7 separate regions of the Homo sapiens genome follow, and all the other regions are linked to region 2. A link is a contact called in ENCODE Hi-C or POLR2A ChIA-PET data. All regions are on one chromosome and are shown on one strand. Each heading gives the region's core, a stretch centred on a gene start or an enhancer-like site at or near the end of the contact. The rest is flanking DNA. Distances are from core to core; before and after follow the strand shown.

Evidence for each region. A loop is a pair of places that touch in the nucleus more often than their neighbours do. ChIA-PET counts read pairs that join two places held with the same protein, here RNA polymerase II (POLR2A). Pooled maps may share reads with other maps.
Region 1: a loop to region 2 is called in a map with no recorded cell type, with 7 times the contacts of the local background. The contact joins two enhancer-like sites. A Hi-C loop is called at or near these places in 1 of 168 maps with a recorded cell type or tissue (PC-9), 6 of 37 single-sample maps with no recorded cell type and 11 of 50 pooled maps. POLR2A ChIA-PET finds 5 or more read pairs at or near these places in 12 of 52 experiments (A549, AG04449, AG04450 and 9 more).
Region 3: POLR2A ChIA-PET joins it to region 2 with 10 read pairs in activated CD4-positive, alpha-beta T cell. The contact joins two enhancer-like sites. A Hi-C loop is called at or near these places in 1 of 50 pooled maps. POLR2A ChIA-PET finds 5 or more read pairs at or near these places in 2 of 52 experiments (activated CD4-positive, alpha-beta T cell and activated naive CD4-positive, alpha-beta T cell).
Region 4: a loop to region 2 is called in a pooled map, with 5 times the contacts of the local background. The contact joins the promoter of IER5L-AS1 here to the enhancer-like site in region 2. A Hi-C loop is called at or near these places in 4 of 50 pooled maps. POLR2A ChIA-PET finds 5 or more read pairs at or near these places in 2 of 52 experiments (activated CD4-positive, alpha-beta T cell and naive thymus-derived CD8-positive, alpha-beta T cell).
Region 5: a loop to region 2 is called in a map with no recorded cell type, with 4 times the contacts of the local background. The contact joins the promoter of IER5L here to the enhancer-like site in region 2. A Hi-C loop is called at or near these places in 2 of 168 maps with a recorded cell type or tissue (GM11168 and PC-9), 2 of 37 single-sample maps with no recorded cell type and 7 of 50 pooled maps. POLR2A ChIA-PET finds 5 or more read pairs at or near these places in 27 of 52 experiments (A549, AG04449, AG04450 and 21 more).
Region 6: a map with no recorded cell type shows a loop between it and region 2 (8-fold over the local background). The contact joins two enhancer-like sites. A Hi-C loop is called at or near these places in 1 of 37 single-sample maps with no recorded cell type and 9 of 50 pooled maps. POLR2A ChIA-PET finds 5 or more read pairs at or near these places in 2 of 52 experiments (H1 and WTC11).
Region 7: a pooled map shows a loop between it and region 2 (5-fold over the local background). The contact joins two enhancer-like sites. A Hi-C loop is called at or near these places in 6 of 37 single-sample maps with no recorded cell type and 5 of 50 pooled maps. POLR2A ChIA-PET finds 5 or more read pairs at or near these places in 2 of 52 experiments (PC-9 and common myeloid progenitor, CD34-positive).

Annotation. Positions count from the first base shown.
Region 1 is chr9:129,137,921-129,140,644 of GRCh38, forward strand. All of the region lies in intron 8 of PTPA (protein phosphatase 2 phosphatase activator), which reads left to right. Among named protein-coding and RNA genes, the nearest start is that of PTPA, 28 kb to the left of the region's middle. RefSeq lists enhancers at 568-1,195, 1,664-1,753, 1,826-2,453, 1,874-1,923, 2,214-2,373 and 1 more. Within about 2 kb of position 1,436, at least 41 of the 41 ENCODE cell types and tissues checked have a DNase peak (open chromatin) inside an H3K27ac peak, as active enhancers do; they include HCT116, where a contact is called at or near this core.
Region 2 is chr9:129,582,939-129,585,643 of GRCh38, forward strand. It overlaps LOC105376292 (a long non-coding RNA gene), which reads left to right. Exons shown (of 5, transcript NR_188669.1): 5 at 1,435-1,615. Among named protein-coding and RNA genes, the nearest start is that of C9orf50, 37 kb to the right of the region's middle. RefSeq lists an enhancer at 836-1,393. Within about 2 kb of position 1,318, at least 6 of the 41 ENCODE cell types and tissues checked have a DNase peak (open chromatin) inside an H3K27ac peak, as active enhancers do; they include HCT116, where a contact is called at or near this core.
Region 3 is chr9:129,955,478-129,958,208 of GRCh38, forward strand. It overlaps FNBP1 (formin binding protein 1), which reads right to left. Exons shown (of 17, transcript NM_015033.3): 6 at 1,883-1,987. Among named protein-coding and RNA genes, the nearest start is that of FNBP1, 86 kb to the right of the region's middle. Within about 2 kb of position 1,359, at least 7 of the 41 ENCODE cell types and tissues checked have a DNase peak (open chromatin) inside an H3K27ac peak, as active enhancers do.
Region 4 is chr9:129,234,910-129,237,609 of GRCh38, forward strand. IER5L-AS1 (IER5L antisense RNA 1) reads left to right here and starts at 1,320. Exons shown (of 7, transcript NR_187590.1): 1 at 1,320-1,402; 2 at 1,664-1,833. RefSeq lists an enhancer at 2,201-2,495.
Region 5 is chr9:129,176,847-129,179,575 of GRCh38, forward strand. It overlaps IER5L (immediate early response 5 like), which reads right to left and starts at 1,415. Exons shown (of 1, transcript NM_203434.3): 1 at 1-1,415. The coding sequence starts at 1,206. RefSeq lists silencers at 670-1,009, 1,240-1,619 and enhancers at 1,344-1,638, 1,376-2,299, 2,300-2,729.
Region 6 is chr9:129,201,677-129,204,376 of GRCh38, forward strand. All of the region lies in intron 1 of LOC105376289 (a long non-coding RNA gene), which reads left to right. Among named protein-coding and RNA genes, the nearest start is that of IER5L, 25 kb to the left of the region's middle. RefSeq lists an enhancer at 1,114-1,408 and a silencer at 1,162-1,571. Within about 2 kb of position 1,260, at least 29 of the 41 ENCODE cell types and tissues checked have a DNase peak (open chromatin) inside an H3K27ac peak, as active enhancers do.
Region 7 is chr9:129,269,524-129,272,223 of GRCh38, forward strand. No RefSeq gene overlaps it. Among named protein-coding and RNA genes, the nearest start is that of LINC02975, 12 kb to the right of the region's middle. Within about 2 kb of position 1,360, at least 6 of the 41 ENCODE cell types and tissues checked have a DNase peak (open chromatin) inside an H3K27ac peak, as active enhancers do.

The sequences.
Region 1 (2,724 bases), core at 186-2,685, 440 kb before region 2:
GAGTCTTGAGATGAGGGTCTAAGACTTGGTCACTAACTGGCCTTGGTGACTGCTGCAGCAGGTCTGAAAGGGTCGGGGCGGGCGGAGGTTTGTGGGGGAGGGTCAGCATCTTTCGGTGGGGCCCCACAAGGGTCTGTAGAACCATGTGCTGTGGATGTGTAAAATGAAACCACCAGAGGAGATGGAGCGAACTTCTGGTGCAGACAGCTTTTCTGTCGAAGGGACACGTCTCTGTCAGTGCCTGAGGACGTGGGCCCGAGCAAAGTGCTGGAGTGGGAGTGCGCAGGCCTGGCCTGTGGTGGCAGTCACTGGATAGCCAGCCCCACGGCTGGGTTCTGGAACTGGAAGTTATTGTCTCACCAAGGCAGGATTCCTTGCAGTGGGCCCTGGACCACTTGTGCGAGATCTCCTAGTGTGTTTGTTAAAACGCACATTCCTGGGCCCTCCATCCCAGCTTATTGCATCAGAATCTTAGGGGACAAGAGCCAGGAACCTGCATCTAAACACACGTGCCAGGCGACTGCACAGGAAAGCTGGGGACCCTCTGCTCTCTGGACCTCTCTTGAGGGAGGTGTTAGGACTTCTCATCCTCTCTGCCATCCCCATGCCCCAGTTTCCAAAGGGCGCCCTCGCTCAGCTATCTGGAGAGGGTTTGAGAGTTCTATCCCTCCTCAGTCCCTTTCCCGACACCAGCACGGATGTCTGCTGCCTCAGTGAGGTTCCTAGCAGGCCTGTGGATGCTGGCCACGGGGGCTGCTCTCCGTCCGGGCTGTGTATTCTGAGCCCCCGACGAGGTGGAGAAAGCTGGGTTATAACCAGCAGCCTTGGCTCCAGGCTCTTCCTGGTCAACATTCGGCTCAGGCTTCTGCCAAACTCCAGAGGCCAGAGGGGAATGACACATTTTTTCCAAGTCAGCAAATGGAGCCGGGACTGACGGCTGGGCGGCCACCACTTCATTCCCGGAGATCTGCTGCCCTCAGCAGTGTGGCAGGCCCAAGGTCGGGAGGACTTGGGGGCAGCCTGGCTCACTGCCTTGAAAGCCAGTCACGCGCTGCTCTCTGTGGAGTGGAATGTGGGGGTCTGCGGAGCCCTGGGGGACCTCAGGATAAGCTGGAGGAGCAGGGTGGGAAGAAGGGTGCAGATGCCACACTGAGTTCTTGGGTGTGGCTGAAAGGCTGAGCTGTTTGGGCTCCCCCGGCGGCTGGCCAGGCCTCTGGGTCCCTGTCGGTATTCTAACTAGGAGGCATGCCAGGCCTGGCCTCCAGGATTTTGGGAATTGATTCCATGGTAAAATTTTGTCTTTAGTTGGTTGGTTGATTTTGTTGGTATAAACACCCCAAAAGCTTTTCCAAAGTTTGGGACCCAGTTCCTCCAGTAGAGGAAATCTCAAAGTAGCCACTAGGTGGCAGGAGAGGCACACTGAACTTGGAGAGGGTTTGGTGACATTTATTTGAGGCAGCAGAAGGAACAGGGAGGGGAGGGCGTGCCTAGAGTTGTTGGCTGTTCCGCACCTTCTCCACAGGTCCGGGTTTTCACTTTGGGTCTAGGCTCTTGGGCATGGTGTTCAACAGTAGACCCTAGGAGGAGTGTGCCCAGGAGCCGGGGTGGCTGCAGCAAGGGCCCATCTTGCCACGTGGCCGCTGGTTGCAGCACACGTTGTGTTGGTTCTCCAGAGCGCCCACCCTCTTCCACCTCGGAGCAGTGAGCAGCATTTTGCAGTCCCTAGTTGGTGAGTGGCCTGGCCTAGCTCACTGGGGACCTGGAGGCTTGCATGGAGTTCTGTACGCCTTGCTTGGGAAGGAGGCAGTGTTTCCTCTGGAGACCCTGGATTCACCATGGTGCTCTTTTAACTGGGAGATTAACTAAAACACCGAGAACTTGGGAGTGGAATCAGGCAGCCCTTTCAGGGTCTCATGCCAAGACTGCCCTGATACCCGTGGGCATCCTAGGTGAGGGACCCCACCTTGCAGGGCCTCTACAGCCTCTGTAAATGCAGCCCTGGCGCCTTTAAGAGCCCAGGGCAGGCAGGAAAAGAATTTCAGTTTCAATCTGGCTTCTAAATTTGGAGTTTTGGGAAGGGAGGGATCAGATTTCAGCTGGAAGGGAAGGAGCTGACAGGAAGGCGCTGTGCAGAGCCTCCCCACCCCCGCCCATCCCCCCAGTTACTGACAGAGGAGCCATTTACAAAAGGCCGATTCTCTGGGGAGTGGAGAGGCAGGAACGCAGCGTCTGTGAGTAATTTCCTGCTCAATATGGCTGCTCTGACTCACACGATTCCCCTGGGGTCACTGCGGGCTGCAGCTCGCTCGCTCATTCTGGTTCTTTCTCTTCTCCCTTTGTGGCTAGAATGAGCTAATTTTTTCTTTGTCTTCCAGCCCCGATTCCTTTTTCTCCCACTCGTCTGTTTTCCTTTGCCAGAGTTACAGGCAAAGGACTGTAACCTCCCTGAAGGACTTAGGGAGACCCTGGGGTACTGAAGGCCTGGGGGCAGCCTGCAGCCCCTCCAAAGAAACTACCTCTCTGGCCTTTCTGTGTGTAGGGGCCCAGGGCCACTGGAGCTCCAGGACATGGGCCTAGCCCTGGCTCTGCCAGAGGCCTTTTGAGGATCTGTTCTTTGGCCCTGGTAGGCGAGGCTGGCCAGGAGGCAGGGGCTCTTGTCTTCCAGTGCCCATCTGCCTGCCTTTGCCTCGGAGCCCTTGCCGGGCAGGCCCCTGGCAGACAAAG
Region 2 (2,705 bases), core at 68-2,567:
TTAAATGTGGTTTTTAAAAATATCTTGATAGCCATATTTCCAGTGACTCGGTTTCCTGTGTAATCCTACGTATTTGTTATGCATGTACAAAGAAGACAGGGCATGAAGGTGTCACCAGATGCCACAGCAGCCCACAGCACAGAAAAGGTCACAACCACCTACTTCAGAGAAAGGCACTGGGGACCTTGGCTATGTGGACAAGAACCAGGAGCTTGGGCTTCCCAGGCACAGCAGGGAAGCCTGCAGGGGCCTGACAGGTGGATAACCTAGTGCCCAAGGCAGGGCTGGGTGGAGGAGAGAGTGGCACCCTCTGATTGTCTGAGGTCTCTATCTCTAGAGGACAGTACCACAGATTGGAAGCCAGGTCTTTCCAGAGTCCCTGTGACCTCCTCTTTCTGCATGAAACCCAGATTGAGTAGGAAAATGTCCCCAGGAGGAAGCAGCCACTGCCCAAGGGAGACAGCTAGAGACTCGCTGGGCAGGCTACATCCCTGGGCTTCTCTCGGACCCGACAAGAGCCTGTCCATCCCTTCACCTCCACTAAGATCAGGGCACCCCAGGAGTCTCGGCAGGGCCACCCCAGGCTCTGCTCTGCCCTGGAAAGGTCCTCGTTTCACACTGACTCAGTTTCAGTTTTGGAAGGAGGTCAGAGGTTGCCTCCATGTCCCTTCTCCCCACTGGTTCTCTGGAACCCTCCATCATAGATGTCCCTGCCCTTCCTTCCCTGCTCAGGAGCAAAACCCCCAACCCCCAGGAGCTGGTCTCTCTAAGTCCTCTTGGATCAGGCCAGGCTCAGCCCTGGAGGCCACAGCTCAGGCCCTGAGCCAGCCCAAGGGGCAGGGCGAGGAACCTACATTGTTGTGTGCCCAGCCCCTTTAAGGGGCCCATACGGACAAGAGCAAATTCAGTAGGTTGCGTCATCCACTCTATAGTGATTAAACAGGGATGGTGGAGAAGTAGAGAAGTGTCAGCTCTGGAACCAGGTGGCCCTAGATTGAAATCCTAGCTCTGCTATTTACCAGCCAGGTGGCCTTGGATAGGTGATTTGACCAATACCGTTCCTCCGTTTCCCCACCTTGAGTGTTATTGCAAGGATTAAATGAGTTACTACAAAGTAAAGTACTAAATACATATCAGCTATTATTATTATTACTACTACTATTATTATTATGAGCCAGGAGATGGGGACTGTGACATAGGCTGCTGGTCTCTTCTCTCCTCTTCCATAAGAATAGTTCACCCCATCCTTAGCTGGGTGTATGGCCACCTGGCCCAAAACTACATTTCCCAGCATCCCTTGCTGCTAGATGTGACCATGTGATCAAGTTCTGGCCAATGAGATGCCAGGAGAAGTGGTTTGGCCCACTTCCTGGGAGTTTTCTTTAAAGGACAGGGGCAATGCCTTCTCCTTTTCTTCTCCTTTCTGCTGACCAGAATGTGAGCATGGAGTCTGGAGCAGGAGCAGCTGTTGTGCACTGTGAGGTTGAAGCCGTGTGTTGAGAATAGCAGAGCAACAAAGCAATAGGAGCTGGAGCCCCTAGGGGCCATGAAGCCCCTACCAGCCCTGGACTGCTTAGATTTACTTGAGCAAGAAATAAACCCTTGATTGTTTAAACCGGTGTGATTTGAAGTCTGCCCTGTTGGAAGCACAACCAGATCCTCTTTAACGAGGCACAGCAGAGAGTAACATGCACAGCCCCTGCCCTCTGGGAATCACTGTCTAGTTGGGGAGAGAGACAATAATCATGTAAACAAAGAAGGAAGTCGTGGTGGTTATGAAAAGAGCTATGAACGATGGGCCAGAGAACGTGGTGGGGAGTGGAGGAGGCATGGACCGACCCTGGGAGGACTCTTGAAGAAGGAGGCAGCTAGCTACCATCTAACTGGGAAGAGCAGGGAAGAGTGTCCCTGCAAAGGGAATGAAGGAGCACAGAAGGAGGCCGCTCAGCTCTGTGATTCAGAGCACAGGCCTCAAGAGTCGGGGGTCCTGGGCCCCTGGCCTGGCCCTGCCTCTCCCCCGGTGTGGGACCTGGGCAAGCCACTCCCCTTCCTCTCTCTGAGGCAAAGTGCTCAGCAAGTTCCTGACACATAGTAGATGTTCAACGAGAGATCATGGTTTTGGGTGGGGTGTGGTGGCTCACACCTATAATCCCAGCACTTTGGGAGGCCTAGGCAGGCAGATAGCTTGAGCCCAGGAGTTCAAGACCAGCCTAGGCAACATGACAAAACCCCGTCTCTACAAAAAATACAAAAATTAGCCAGGTGTGGTGGCACAGGCCTGTAATCCAGCTACTCAGGAGGCTGAGGTGGGAGGATCTCTTGAGCCTGGGAGGCAGAGGTTGCAGTGAGCTATGATTGTGCCACTATACTCCAGCCTGGTGACATAGCAAGGAAGGAGAGAAAGAAAGAGAAGAAAGAGTGAGAAGAGGGAAAGAAGGAAGGGAGGGAGGGAGGGAGGGAGGGGAGGGAAGAAGGGGAAAAGAAGGAATAAAGAAAGATTACTGTTTTAGAAGACACAGGTGAAATGTGAATGAAATCAGAGATGGGGTAAAGCCTGGGAGGGTCTGTTAGGTCTTTATAGCAGAGGGAGCATTTAGATTGGGTCCTGAAGGTTGTATAGGAGTTTTACTAAGATAGTGGGAAGAAAGGATATTCTAGGGGAGTGGATCACAGGCCCTTTCTATTCCCCATCCACTTTGGGGCCG
Region 3 (2,731 bases), core at 109-2,608, 370 kb after region 2:
TGCTCACCTTGGCCTCCCAAAGTGCTGGGATTATAGGCATGAGCCCATACACCACACCAAAAAAAAAAAAAAAATTATTTATTTAGAGACAGGGTCATTAGCAGGGTGTGGTGGGCTCCTGTAGTCCCAGCTACTCAGGAGGCTGAGGCAGGAGGATCACTTGAGCCCTGAAGACAGAGGTTGTTGTTAGCCAAGATCACACCACTGCACTCCAGCCTAGGCGATACAGCGAGACTCTGTCTCAAAAAATAAAATAAAATAAAAAATAAAAATAAATAAATAAACATAAAAAATAAAATAAAAAGAGACCATATCTCGGTATCTCTAAAATATATACATATATACTTCTTTTAGCGCGCACACACACACACACACACACACACACATATATGAATGATACATACACTGATTTGCCTCATTCAACATAAAATATCTTTTGAAACTTTGGGCTAATCTAACTTATTTTAATTGAATAACATTTTAAATATTTAACTTTAGCAGCAAATTAATGTCTTTTGGTAAAGTAAGTATCTCCATTTTGAGATCAAATACAGATATTGAGAACACTCCCCTGCTCCTGAGATGGGGTCTCGTTATGTTGCCCAGTCTGGACTCCTGGGCTCAAGCAATCCTCTTGCTTCAGTCTCCTAAGTAGCTGAGTCTAGGGGTATGTGCCACAGCACCTGGCAAGAATATGTATTTTAATATATTTAATAATTTTAGAGAAAGGCATACTAATATTAACGTATACCTAGTCTTTAAGCAAGGAATTTGGCAGAATTTGGCAAATAATAGTTCACACCATTTCCCAACTAAACTCAACTCTAACTGATCTGTCAAAAGCTCAACAAATCTATAAAAACTCAGTGCTTTCACCCACATACAGCATGAAGCTATGAATGCCCAAACAACCATGGGCATCATGAATGAGTCCTTGTTATGTAAAAGCCTAATTTTGTTTACATTGTATTGATGACTTTAATAAAAATAAAATTCAGCTTCTAGGGAAAAAACGCATATTGAGCCACAATGAGAAACAGTATACACTTTATAATATTTCTAGTTGGCAATACAAGTCCATTTAGAGAAAAGCTTTTGAGAGGACTGAAATATGCAAGGCTTCAACTACAACCTCACTGTTATCAACCAGGAGGAATCAATTAGAAGTCAGGCAAGCAGTGAGACTATTGCTCTAAAGGAACCATTATAAGCAGCCAAGCTCTTCCAGATGGCCCTGTCCTGTCTCCTCCGGCTCTCAAGAAATTGACTTTCTCTTTGAAAAGCCATTAAGAGCCACAACCTTCTGGAACGTTGTTCCCAGACTGTTCATAGTCTAAGTCTCCACTTTATCACCCTGGTGACTCAACAGATAAAACGTCTCAAATTCTAACACCGAAGATTCCCCACACTTGAGCTTCTGGTCCCCACAATGGTTGACACAAAATGAAAATGATTCCCCATGTAGCGCCTTTTGTGGCTACATTAGAAATGAGAACTTGGGGATGGGTGGTCGGTGATGAACACTCACAGGGGAAATGAAAGACACACTTGAGCTTTCTTTTGTCTTTTTTTTTTTTTGGCGATAGTTTCGCTCTTGTTACCCAGGCTGGAGTGCAGTGGCGTGATCTTGGCTCACTGCAGCCAACGCCTCCTGGGCTCAAGCGATTCTCCTGCCTCAGCCTCCCTAGTAGTTGGGATTATAGGTGCCTGCCACTGCACTCAGCTAATTTTTGTGTTTTTCGTAGAGATGGGGTTTCACCATCTTGGCCAGGCTGGTCTCGAACTCCTGGCCTCAGGTGATCCGCTCACCTCAGCCTCCCAAAGTGCTGGGATTACAGGCGTGAGCCACCGTGCCCGGCCCACACTTGAGCTTTCACCTCACCTTTTCAACATCCGCTTTTGTGACATTGATGTCAGCGTCCATTTTCTCAAAGTACTGCTGCGCCCTGTCCGCCTCTTTGCAATCGCGTTCAAATCGCCTTTTACTCTAAAATCAGAGGAAAATAATTATGAAACCATAAGAGTCCTACGAGAAGATGTAATTTTATCTAAAGCTCCCAAAGAGCATTGTTCTTTTTCTTTTTTTTTTCTTCAGTCAGGGTCTCACTTTGTCACCCAGGCTGGAGTGCAGTGGCGCCATCTTGGCTCACTGCAGCTTTGACCTTCCCGGCTCAGGTGATCCTCCCACCTCAGCCTCACTAGCTGCTGTGACTACAGGCATGCACCACCATGCCCAGCTAATTTTTGCATTTTTTTGTAGAGACTAGGTTTTGTCATGTTGCCCATGCTGGTCTTGAGCTTCTGAGCTCAAGCAATCCTCCCGCCTCTGCCTCCCAAATTGCTGGGATTACAGGCGTGAGCCAATGTGTCTGGCCCAAGAATACTCTTCTCTGAATTGATTTCTTATATGTCATAATTTCTAGAAGTTATTTTAAAATCTGCATTTATTTCCATCAAAACTGTCTAATCTTTATTATTTCCACGTGACTTTTAGAAAAATACTCAACTTGAGCTCTTTTGGCTCAACTTTAGATAATGGTTCTAGAAACAAATTAAATGAGAAAAATCTATAAAGATGTTTCATTAGTGTTTTTATGTGCATGTTTTTTACTTTCTGATTGACTCAAGCTTAAATTAAATTGAAACTGGAAAATCTATAAAGACATTTCCTAGGCTGGGTGCAGTGGCTCACGCCTGTAATCCCAGAACTTTGGGAGGCCGAGGTGGGCGA
Region 4 (2,700 bases), core at 70-2,569, 350 kb before region 2:
CAGGCATCACCCCACAGCTAATGTAGGCCTGGTTGGCAGGGAACATGGCCTGCTGGGAGCTCGTGCCTCTGGGCCTCTCCAGCCTCATCCCTGCCCACCCTGCCCCCACCCCCATGCCATCCTCTGTCTTGGATCCTTTGCTCCAGCTGTTCCCTCTGCTGGAACACCTTTCCTGCCCGGCCTCCTTTCCCCCAATCTGGACGCCTTCCTCACCCTGGAAAGGCCCTTCTTCCCTCTCCCATTGCACTATGCCACTTGGACATGGACCCTGTCACTTGGCTGTGTACCCCTTGGTTGGCTTGCCCATCTGTTCTACGAGGGTATGGTCCTCGAGGGCAGGAACTGTCCCACTCTTGGGACTGAGCCCTGGCTTGGCCATGCATGGCGTGAGTGGAATGAATGAATGGACGCCCGCTCTGCTTGGGAGACTGCACCTGTCCATTAAGCACCTGCTCCAGGCCAGGCCCGTCACCACCCCCACCCCCCACTGTGCTCGGGCTCCTTTTGGGCCACCATGAGCTCATGAGGTCATCGCATAGGCTCATAAAGTTGTTGTTATTGTCGTTGCTATTTTTCATCCCTGTCTTAGCCTGGTTGCCCTGAAAACAGAGCCTGTGATGAAGACTCAGGTGCAAAAGGGAAGGGCTCCGAGGGGGCTGTGTGAGGGGGTGGGAGAGTGAGGCTGAGCAGGAGAAGCCCATGTTAGGGTGTCATGGGGCTGGTCACCACTGTGGGCAGGGTGGCCTCCATCCCTACTGGGCCCCTCCAAGGGGTATATGGAAAGCAGCCCTCATCCCTCCAGCGTCCCAGCCCTCGTTGGTAGAGGTTGCCCTGGGCAACCCCGAAGTGCAGGCCTTTGGTGAGGACTCCCATTGGTGCCCCTCACCACTGTGTTGTCAGGGGGTGGGTAGGGGATGCAGAAAGTGAACTGAAGGACACACAGTGGGTGCAGGGGGCCACGCGCCTGCTGGGGTCTGTCCCCTTCCTGGAGCTTGCCTGGACGCAGTGATGAAGCTGCAGGCATGTGACACATTTGCTTCAGCTCCCATTCTACAGACAAGTCAACTGAGGCCCAAAGGTGAGGTCATTGGAATAGTGCCTACAGTCACTTTAAGGATGCAAAAGTGCTTTGAAGACTGTCAACTTCATTCTTTCATCCTTTCAAACCACATCCTGTTGCTGCAGGTGGGGCACGTGAGAAGCTCACATCCCTGCCCCAGCAGCTTAGGTCCTGGGGGTGGGACTGTGGGTGCTCACGATCCTCAAAGCTGCAGTGCCCAAGGTTAGGGAGCCACTGCTGCTGCGGGGCGGGGTCAGGCAGAGCCAGGCTGTGTCCTGGAGCCATCGGCCCCGTTGCAGGTGCTGCTCTGACTCTTCAAGTCTGTCCTCTCCCATGAGACGGGTGAGTGACAAGGCTCACCTTACACGGCAGTCTAGGGGGACTCAGTGGGTCTTTGCTGAGATAAGTGTGCAGTTGGGAGTTCTTGGAGCTGGGCAGCCCTGGGGCTGCAGGGACAGGCTCTGGGGTGGGTGGGGAGGATGCTGGGTGGGCGAGCAGACTCTGGGGGAGGGCAGACCCCGTGCCAAGGACTTTTTGCACCTTTTCCTATTTCACCCTCCCAGTTGCCCTGTGAGGCACACACGTGATCATCCCATTTTACAGATGCAAAGGAAAAGTGGCTGCGAGGGCCAGCTGCTTGTTCAAGATCATGCAGCCAGCAGTGGCAGAGCTGGGGACAGAGCCACGGCTGCTTACCACGAGACCACGGGCCTCATAGTGGAGGCCTCAGTCCCCAGCACAGTTCCTGAGACACAGGGCTTTGGAATGACATGGTGTGTTCCTGGGGGCTAGGGGTCCTGGGAACACGGGGCAGCCGGGGGTCCTACCCAAAGCCAAGCCTGTGTGTGGTAGGGGCTGCTTTCATTCTCTTTCCCTCCCCTCAACCTCCCCCCTGCCCCCGGCCCCTCCCCACAATCATTTTTTCTGCTTGCCCTGCAAGGATGTAGCCCAGCGGCTGTTTTCAGCTCTGGAAGTACCGTGCCTATAGACAGCGCTTGGCCAGGGCCTGGTTCTGGGGCCCCTCCCAGCCCTCTCCCCTTCAGATATTGAGGTTCCTCTTCCAAACGCTGGAGGAGTCCAGGGGCTTGCTGCCGGGCCAGGCCTGATTCTAGCCCACCTCCCTCATCTCCAGTCCTCACCTCCATCCCTGCCCAGGTAGTGAAATTTTAAACAGGCACATTCCTTCTGCCCAATTTTCATTAATTGGATCTAAAAGGGTTTCTATTTTCTCCCTGAACGCTGATTGATCCTGCCGAGGTAAACAGCACCGCCAAAAACAGGGAGGGGGGTGCTGCCGAGGGAGGGAGACGGGATAACTAATGTTACTTGACATTTACTCAGAGAGAGGAAGGGAGGAAGGGAGGGAGGGAGGTGAGTCACACGCCAGAGCCTCAGCCCCCAGATTCTGCAGAAATGAACAGCCATGAGGCAGGCGGGAGCGAGAGGGCTCCGAGAAGCTTCAGTTCCCCCAATTTTGCAGGCTTCAGGGACCCCTGGGGGTTCTCCACTCCTGGGAGGAGAGGGTCTCTGCGTCCTTAAATGGCTGTGCATTTAGCTCTGAAGGTGGGACCCCTGAGGACGCAGGCAGGCTGAGCTGATGGCTTTTCTGTTTGTGACACGAGAGATTCGAGTATATGTGA
Region 5 (2,729 bases), core at 165-2,664, 410 kb before region 2:
GACAATGGCTCGAGTCCAGGCGCCGAGGCTGGCGAGCGCCTGCTTGGCGCACAGCTGCCCGTTGAGCGGCGGCGGCTGCTCCGAGGAGTCCGGCTGTCGGCTCACCAGCCCCGAGAAGCCGGAGCCAAAGATGGAGATCAAGTTTGAGATGTTGGACGCGTCCGGGGACGAGTCCGGGCAGAAGTCCTCGAAGCGGGCGCGCTTGCAGGGGGCGAACGGGGCGCCCCCGGGGGGCTCGGCCCCCAGCCCGCCCGCATCCTCCTCGTCGTCTTCCTCCTCCTCCTGGCCAGGGTAATACTTGCGCTTGCAGCCGGCGGCGGACGCCAGGCCCGGTCCCGGAGCGCCCTGGCCACAGCAGGGGCAGTGGGCGGAGGCGCAGCAGTCCTGGTGCAAGTAGCCGTTCTCCACCGTGGTCACCACGTGAGTGTCTAGGTCCAGCACGGTGGTCTGGCTGCTGCAGTGCAAGCCGAAGTCCGAAGGGGTAGGGTATGCGCCCCGGTAGAAGCCGGGGGAGGAGGCGGGGGCCGGGGAGGCGGGCGGAGAAGCGGCGGCGGCCGGAGGGGCGGCCCCTGGGGGCGCGGAGCAGGCGGCCGGGGCGCGAGGGTCCCGCGGGCAGAGCGCAGCGGGCGCGGGCGGCGGCAGCGGCAGCGGCAGCGGCGCAGGACCCGGCTGCAGAGGCTCCAAGGGCTGCCCGCGGTGGGGCGCGCCGTGCGGCGGCTGGAGCGCGGCGCACCCGGGCAGCTCCGAGAGCGCCCCCGCGCCGCCCGCGGGCGCTCCGGCCGCCGCCGCCGCCGCGCAGCCCCTGGGCGCCGGGTGCTGGTGCTGGTGCAGCTGCTGCTGGAGGTGCAGCTGGTGGAGCTGGTGGAGCTGGTGCAGCTGGTGCCGGGCGGCCGGCTCGCGCGCCTCCGCGTCCCCGCCGCCGCCAAGTTGGAGCGGGCCGAAGTCGGCCGCGCTGGCCGGCATGCCCGGCGCCGCGTACGCTAGGTGCTGGTGCTGGTGGTGGGGCGGCTGCTGCTGTTGCTGCTGCTGCTGGCGCCGGTAGAGCTCGGCGTAGCGCTCGCTCAGGTAGAGCTGGCGCGCGTTGCGGAGCACGTAGGACACCAGGAGGTTCTTGTGCAGCTTGATGCCGCCGCGCTGGGTTCGGGAGCTGTGGATCTTGCGCAGGGAGATGCTGATCAGGCTCTGGGCGTCCAGGGCGCACTCCATGCTCCCGCGGAGACGGCGGCGGAGCAGCCGCCGCCGCTGCTGCTGTTAACGCTTCTGCTGTTTCTGCCTCCAGCCGGCCGCCGGGGCGCGCCGGGCAGGGGTAACGGAGTCCGGGTCAGAGGTTCGGCTGCGCTCCGAAAGGAGCCGCCACCATGCGCCGCGCGCCACCCGCGGGCTCGCGCTCCCCAGACGGCGCCAAAGCAATGAGTCTCGGCCGGCCCCGGCCCCAGCTATTTAGCCGGGTGCCCGGGCCCCGCCCCACATGAGAAGAGCCAATAGGAGCTCTGAGAGTCTCCTGAGTGACAGGCGCAGCCCGCCCCGGGGCTACTCGGCTGGCCAATCAGACCAAGGCGGTTCCTTTGTGCTATTCAAATACCGAACGGACCCCGGGCCTCCAACGCCGCTGCTGCCTCGAATGTTCTCCTGGGGCTGCCGCGCCGCGCGGGACTCGGAGCCGCCGGGGCCGCAGTCTGCAGCATAGGTCGCCTGGCAGCGGCCACGTTGAAGCCCGCGGCTGCCCTCGCCTTAGGTCCCGGGAGCCGGGGGTCGGCTCACCTGAGTGCTGCGGCGACGGCTCCTCCCCTTTCCGCACGGCTGGGCCTCACCTGCGGCAGGTGCGCGCCGCTCATCGCTCCCCCAGCGGCGCGGCGCCTCCACCTGCGCACCTGTCGCCCCCCCGAGTGACCCGCGGGAGTCAAGGCCTCTCTACAGGAGGCTGGTGGAGCCGCCGGCTTGACACTGGGGAACATCAAAGGAGCGAGGTTTTGGGGGTACCCTCTACCGCAGAGAATGTAGGGCCTGACTCCTTGACTTTTTGGTCGAGGGGCCTCTGGGAATGCTTGCGGAAGGGAAGTCCTCCCCATTTGTCTGACAGGAAAAACCAAAACATCGTGAATTTTGACCTTCTCTGATGGAGAGAGTTCCGAGGCCAGGCATGACCCAGGGAGTGTGTGGACCTCGCGACCAGCTGAGGCTCAAAAGCGTCCTGGGAGCCGAAACGCTGAGTGCCCTAATCACCAGCTCTGTAACCTTTCCTTTCGTGCCTAACTAATAATAATGACAATAGGGACTATTATTATGGGCCTAATATGGGGCAGGCCCTTCCCAGCAACTCCCCAATGCCTCACTCTAACGTTTGTAGAGGAGGGGCCTGAGGCTCGGAGGAGTGGAGTGACTTGGGGAACCACACAGTTCCCAGGGGGCGGAGCTAGGAGCTGGGACAGGACCCTGCGCTCGAGACGGGAGGTGAATACCAAAGGCCCGGGGACTCACCGACTTAACTTCTGTTGACACAGCTTTCCTTCTTATCCTGAACCCTTCAGGTCCCAGCTGGGGACTGAGACAGTGGGAGAAGAGAGGGACAGGATTGCTGATTCCTGGGGGCGCTCTATCTGGACCAAGAGGCCTGAAGGGGGCTGGTTGCTGCTCCCAGGGGTTTCAAAGGTGCCTGGGGTGGGGGCTGCCCAGACAGCTCTGGAGGCTCTTGGAAATGGTCTGGAGGTTTGCCTGAGGAGGGTCCATGA
Region 6 (2,700 bases), core at 10-2,509, 380 kb before region 2:
CTCTGCCTGCCTGCTCAGGGTAGAAGGGCCACTCTCTTAGGGATGATTCAAGGGTCTTGGAGGCCCTATGCGGTCAATCTTGTTTTCCTGCCACATCAAGGGAGTGTGCAATTTTCGAGGCCCCGAGCCCTGTGTTTTCACTGAGGGCAGACATAGGGCATTCGCTGTCTTTGCCCGTGGAGCTGTTCCTCACACTAACCATGCAGGGCTGGGTGGGAGACATGTATGGGGGGTGGGGTGGGGTGGGAGGGGGCCAAGAAGACATGTAAGACCCGGGGCCCTGTCCTTGGGAGTTTAACATCTGGGTGGGCCTCCTTGGACCAACTTCCTCTGATCTGCTTGTGACTTCGGGAAAGTCCCTTCCTGTCTCTGGGACAATTTTTTTTTTTCTTTTTTTTTTTTTGAGACAGAGTCTCGCTCTGTCGTCAAGGCTGGAGTGCAGTGGCATGATCTCGGCTCACTGCAACCTCCGCCCCCTTGGGGCAAGCGATTCTCCTGTCTTAGTCTCCCAAGTAGCTGTGACTACAGGTGCGCACCGCCATGCCTCCCTAATTTTTGTATTTTTAGCAGAGACAGGGTTTCACCATGTTGGCCAGGCTGGTCTCGAACTCCTGGCCTCAAGTGATCCACCCACCTCGACTTCCCAAACTGCTGGGATTATAGGCACGAGCCACCACGCCTGGCCTCTGGGCCAATTTCCTCATCGGTATAATGAAGGGGTTGGCAGGGCTAGTTCTGAATTTTCCCAACCCACCCATAAAATTCACCCTTCAAATTCTAAAGATTCCATTCCGTGGTCTAACTCTGTGTGTCTGTCCTTGGTTCCAAAAGTCCCCGTCCTTGTGGCCCCTGTTGTTTTGGACCCATCACAGGTAATTATGTATTTGTGTGATTAAACATCCCTGGCCTGTCTCCCTGCCTGGGCTGTGTGCTCAGCAAAGAACCATGCCTGTCTCTGTCTTTGTCCTTTAAGAGATCAGCACAGGGCCTAGCGCATAGTAGGTGCTCACTAAATACTGTAGCAGCTGGTATTGTTGGGAAATGATGCTGGGAGAGGCTGCTGCTGGAGAGAAGGGAGCCACCGACCGCCCTGCAGGCAGTCAGCGCCCTCAGTCCCTTCCTCCTCGCGGGCCGCAGAGGCTCCCCTTTCCCCGAGACGATAAGAATGCCCAGACGCCCCAAAACCCAGGCCGCGCCCCTCCGGGTAGAACTACAGTCCCCAGAAGGCCGCGAGGGGCGGAGCCACCAGCGCCCGCCCCGCCCGGGCCCGCCATGCCGCACAGCATCATGGGAGTTGTAGTTCAGGCCCTGTCCCCCGGGCAGCCGCTGGCGCGGACGTTCGCGGAGCAGCCCGGCGCCCGCGCGGCTCACGGGGCCCTAGGACCCCTCCCCTGGGGGACCTCCACCCTCCGCAGGCCTTTTGAATTAATCCTACTGCGCCGGGGACCCCAGGACAGTTCTGTCGCGTACTCCCGGGACCCTTTAAGGGGCGGGGCTGGGATCCTGCCCCACCCTTGACTCCCCCACCCTCCTCTCTCAAACATCACCCCGGGCGCTTTAAAACGCTTGATCTCGCTGGAACCTTTTCGGTCTCCGTTAGCCACACCTTGATTGTCGAGTGTGTGTCTGGCCCTTTGGGGACAGCGCTTAAAGTCGGGGTGGGCGGGGGAGGGGATCACCGACATTCAGTCTTGAGTGACACACCAGATGACCCCACCGGAGAGGAGGAGGGTGGCACAGGGGCCTGACGGACCTGGGGTATGGGCAAGGCTTCCAGGGGCCGGTGACATTCAGACTAGGCCTGGGTTGGCCAGGGCAGGAGCAGGGAAGGGTGTTCCAGTCAGAGGGAACAGCATGAAGGAGGGCTTCGAGGCTTTAGGGGAAGCAAAAGAAGGCCTGGGAGGCTGGCAGGCAGAGAACGGCTGGGGAGGGGCCGCTGGGAGGGGTGGAGAGGTGAGTAGGGCCCGTGGGAAGCACCTGGCGAAGAGTGTTTCTGATCCCCAAATCCAGTATGCGTGCCGGGTTCTCGGGCAGAGTGGCCAGGCGGAACGTGACCAGGGTTCAGTGGCAGAGCCTGGAACCAGCCTGGGGGTCCTGCTTCTCAGGCCCCGGCGTGTCCTTAGGGGAAGGGGAAGGAGACTTCCCAGGGCAGGGCTGCAGCAAGAGCTGGCACAATGCCATCCTCAGGGGGCACAATGCCCCCTCAAATCCCAGAAGCAAGGGGTTTGAGGAGGGAGTATGGGATATATGGGGAGGAGCAACATCCCTGCTGCTTGGAGGGGGAAACTGAGACCCTCACAGATTTTTGCTGAGTGAGCTTCTGTGAGGTCCAAGAAAAATCTTTTCCTCCCCGGCCTCTAGCTGTCAGGAGCCCGCCATGAAAAATAGGGGAGGGTCATTTTCACACCCTCCCCCATTCCAGATGTGGCAGGAGCAGGAAGGATTTGTGCCAGATGTTGGGGTCTGCGGGCCCAGCAAGTTGCCTGGGGCTCTGCTATTGAAAAGTGAACCTTAACTGGGTTGGCTGCGCTAGCGGTGATGGCCGTGAGATCCTGGGGGATGTGCTCCGTGGCCCTGGTCATGTCTGAAGGGAGAGGCAGGGAGCCCAGGCCTCACTGTCAGCAGCACCTGACTTTTGCTTCCACGGTCACCCTGGCAGATCCTTCTCAGCCTGCTTGACTCAGGGCATGACTTCCCTGC
Region 7 (2,700 bases), core at 110-2,609, 310 kb before region 2:
CTGATTTATTATTATTGTTACTATTACTTAACATTTATCACAACCTTTCACCATATTATTAAATCACTTTTTTTTTGAGACAGAGTCTTGCTCCATTGCTCAGGCTGAAGTGCAGTGGTGCAATCTCGGCTCACTGCAACCTCCACCTCCCTGGCTCAGGTGATCCTCCCACCTCCACCTACCAAGTAGCTGGGACTACAGGCGCCTGCCACCATGCCCAACTAATTTTTGTATTTATTTATTTATTTTTGAGATGGAGTTTCGCTCTCGTTGCCCAGGCTGCAGTGCAAATGGCGCGATCTTGGCTCACTGCAATCTCCGCCTCCCAGGTTCAAGTGATTCTCCTGCCTCAGCCTCCCGAGTAGCTGGGATTACAGGCATGCGCCACCACGCCTGGCTAATTTTGTATTTTTAGTAGAGACAGGGTTTCTCCATGTTGGTCAGGTTGGTCTCAAATTTCCAACATCAGGTGATCCGCCCACCTCGGCCTCCCAAATTGCTGGGATTATAGGCATGAGCCACTGCGCCTGGCCTAATTTTTGTATTTTTAGTAGAGATGGGGTCTCACCATGTTGGCCAGGCTGGTCTTGAACTCTTGGCCTCAAGTGTTCCGACTGCCTCAGCCTCCCAAATTGCTGGGATTAGAGCCATGAGCCACCATGCTGGGCCCATATCATGAAACCACTTTTGACAGCATAATTTTAATGGTGGCACAGAGTCCGTTATCATTATTTATTTACCCAGTCCCGTGTGGATATGTAGGTTGCTTCTGACATTTGCGTTTGTATGTCATGCTCCAGTGAACATCCTGGTGATCAACTGGGTGGCCCCATCTGCAGATGCACTTGTGAAACCTACCTTGGTTTCCTGCCTGAGCCTCTCCTGTATCGGTGCTTAAAAGGGTGCCCTAACTCTGCAGAAACTATCAGTAGAAATGAGTGTAGGGGGCCAGGCGCGATGGCTCACGCCTGCAATCTCAGCACTTTGGGAAGCCAAGGTTGGTGGATCACTTGAGGTCAGGAGTTCGAGACCAGCCTGGCCAATATGGTGAAACCCCGCCTCGAATAAAAATACAAAAATTAGCTGGGCTTGATGGCGCGAGCCTGTAATCCCAGCTGCTTGGGAGGCTGAGGCAGGAGAATCACCTGAACCTGGGAGGCAGAGGTTGCAATGAGCTGAGATTGCACCATTGTACTCCAGCCTGGGTAACAGAGTGAGACTCTGTGTCAAAACAAAAAAACAGAAGAGTGTAGGGGGTGAAATGTACGTTCTTGGGCTAAGTTGTGTGAAAAGCCTGGATTTTCCAGATCTGATCTCCTTTTGCCCTGTGCCCCCTTTCCTGCTGATGTCTTGGCAGTGGGGAGAGGAGGGGTGACAAAACCGAAAGTCTCTCTTTTTTTTTTTTTGTAAAGTCGTCTCTTACAGGAAAATATGTGGTCCTTTCAAAGCCCTATCCCTTGTAAGGGTGGTTTCTCTGCACTCGGGGGGGTCTCCCTCCTGTTTCCTTTTGAAGATGGTGTCTGGCTGTGTGGAGAAGCTTGCATGGGCCAGGACAGGAGTCTCTTGCCCTACTTGCCATCACTGGACCTGCTCAGGAGGGGCGGGTCTGGTCTGCCCTGGTCTCCGGGAACCGCATCCACGTTCTCTGAGGCTGACTGGACTTCGCTTTGCCCTGAAAACTTCCAATTCACAGTCAATCTTCTTCCCATATGTTGTTTTTTTCTGTGGCTGCTCTAATAAAGTCCCACAAACCCGGTGGTTGAAAACCACAGAAATGTGTTCTCTCACAGTCCCAGAGGCCAGAAGTCTGAAATCAATGTGTGGGCAGTGCCGTGCCTCCTCTGAAACCTCTAGGGGAAGGTCCTTTCTTGCCTTTCCGGCTTTAGCCCCAGACTTACAAATGCATCTCTCCACTCTCTGCCTCCAATGTCACATGGCATTTTCCTCTTCTTCTAAGAACACCACTCATATTGGATTAGGCCCCACCTAATGACCTCTTCTTAATTATATCTGCAAGGACCTTTATTTCCAAATAAGGTCACATTCACAGGTACTGGGGGTTAGGGCCGCAGCATATCTTTTTTGGGGACACACTTCAACCCATAAGACCATCCCATTCAGTTCCTGGGCTTCCTCCACTCAGCTGCAGGGGTTGGGGGTCTCTGTGAGACTGTCCTCAGCCCCTCTGCCTGGGGACTGGGGACCCTCAGTCATTTCCATCTGCTGCAGCCTGGCCACACTGGGTGCAATGTCAGGCCTAAGGTGAGCCTCGCAGACCCCTTAGGATGCATCCTGGGGACATAGGCACCAGCTCTGATGTCCTCGGATCCCCCAAACCTATCTGAATCTTTCTACTGCCCCCAGACGCCTCACGCCTGACTTTCAGCCTCCCTTCCCCTCCTCCTGCCCTGAAAGGGGCTTCCAGTCCCCGCTGCTGTCTAGCAGGGACTCTCCTTTTGTCACAGTCCCCTTCTTCCCTAGTCAGGGATGCAGATGGTATCCACACGGCTCTTCATGGGACCAAACGCTTCATGGTTTAAGTTTTATGGTAGGGAGATGCTGGGGAGAGAGAAAATGTACTGAATTAGCAACAGGGGAGACACAGCAGGAAACATTTCCACAATTCTATGCCTGTTGAAATGATTTTGATGTTGAGCCCTATTTGCCTTGACCTTTTTTCTTGTTTTTTTTTTGAGATGA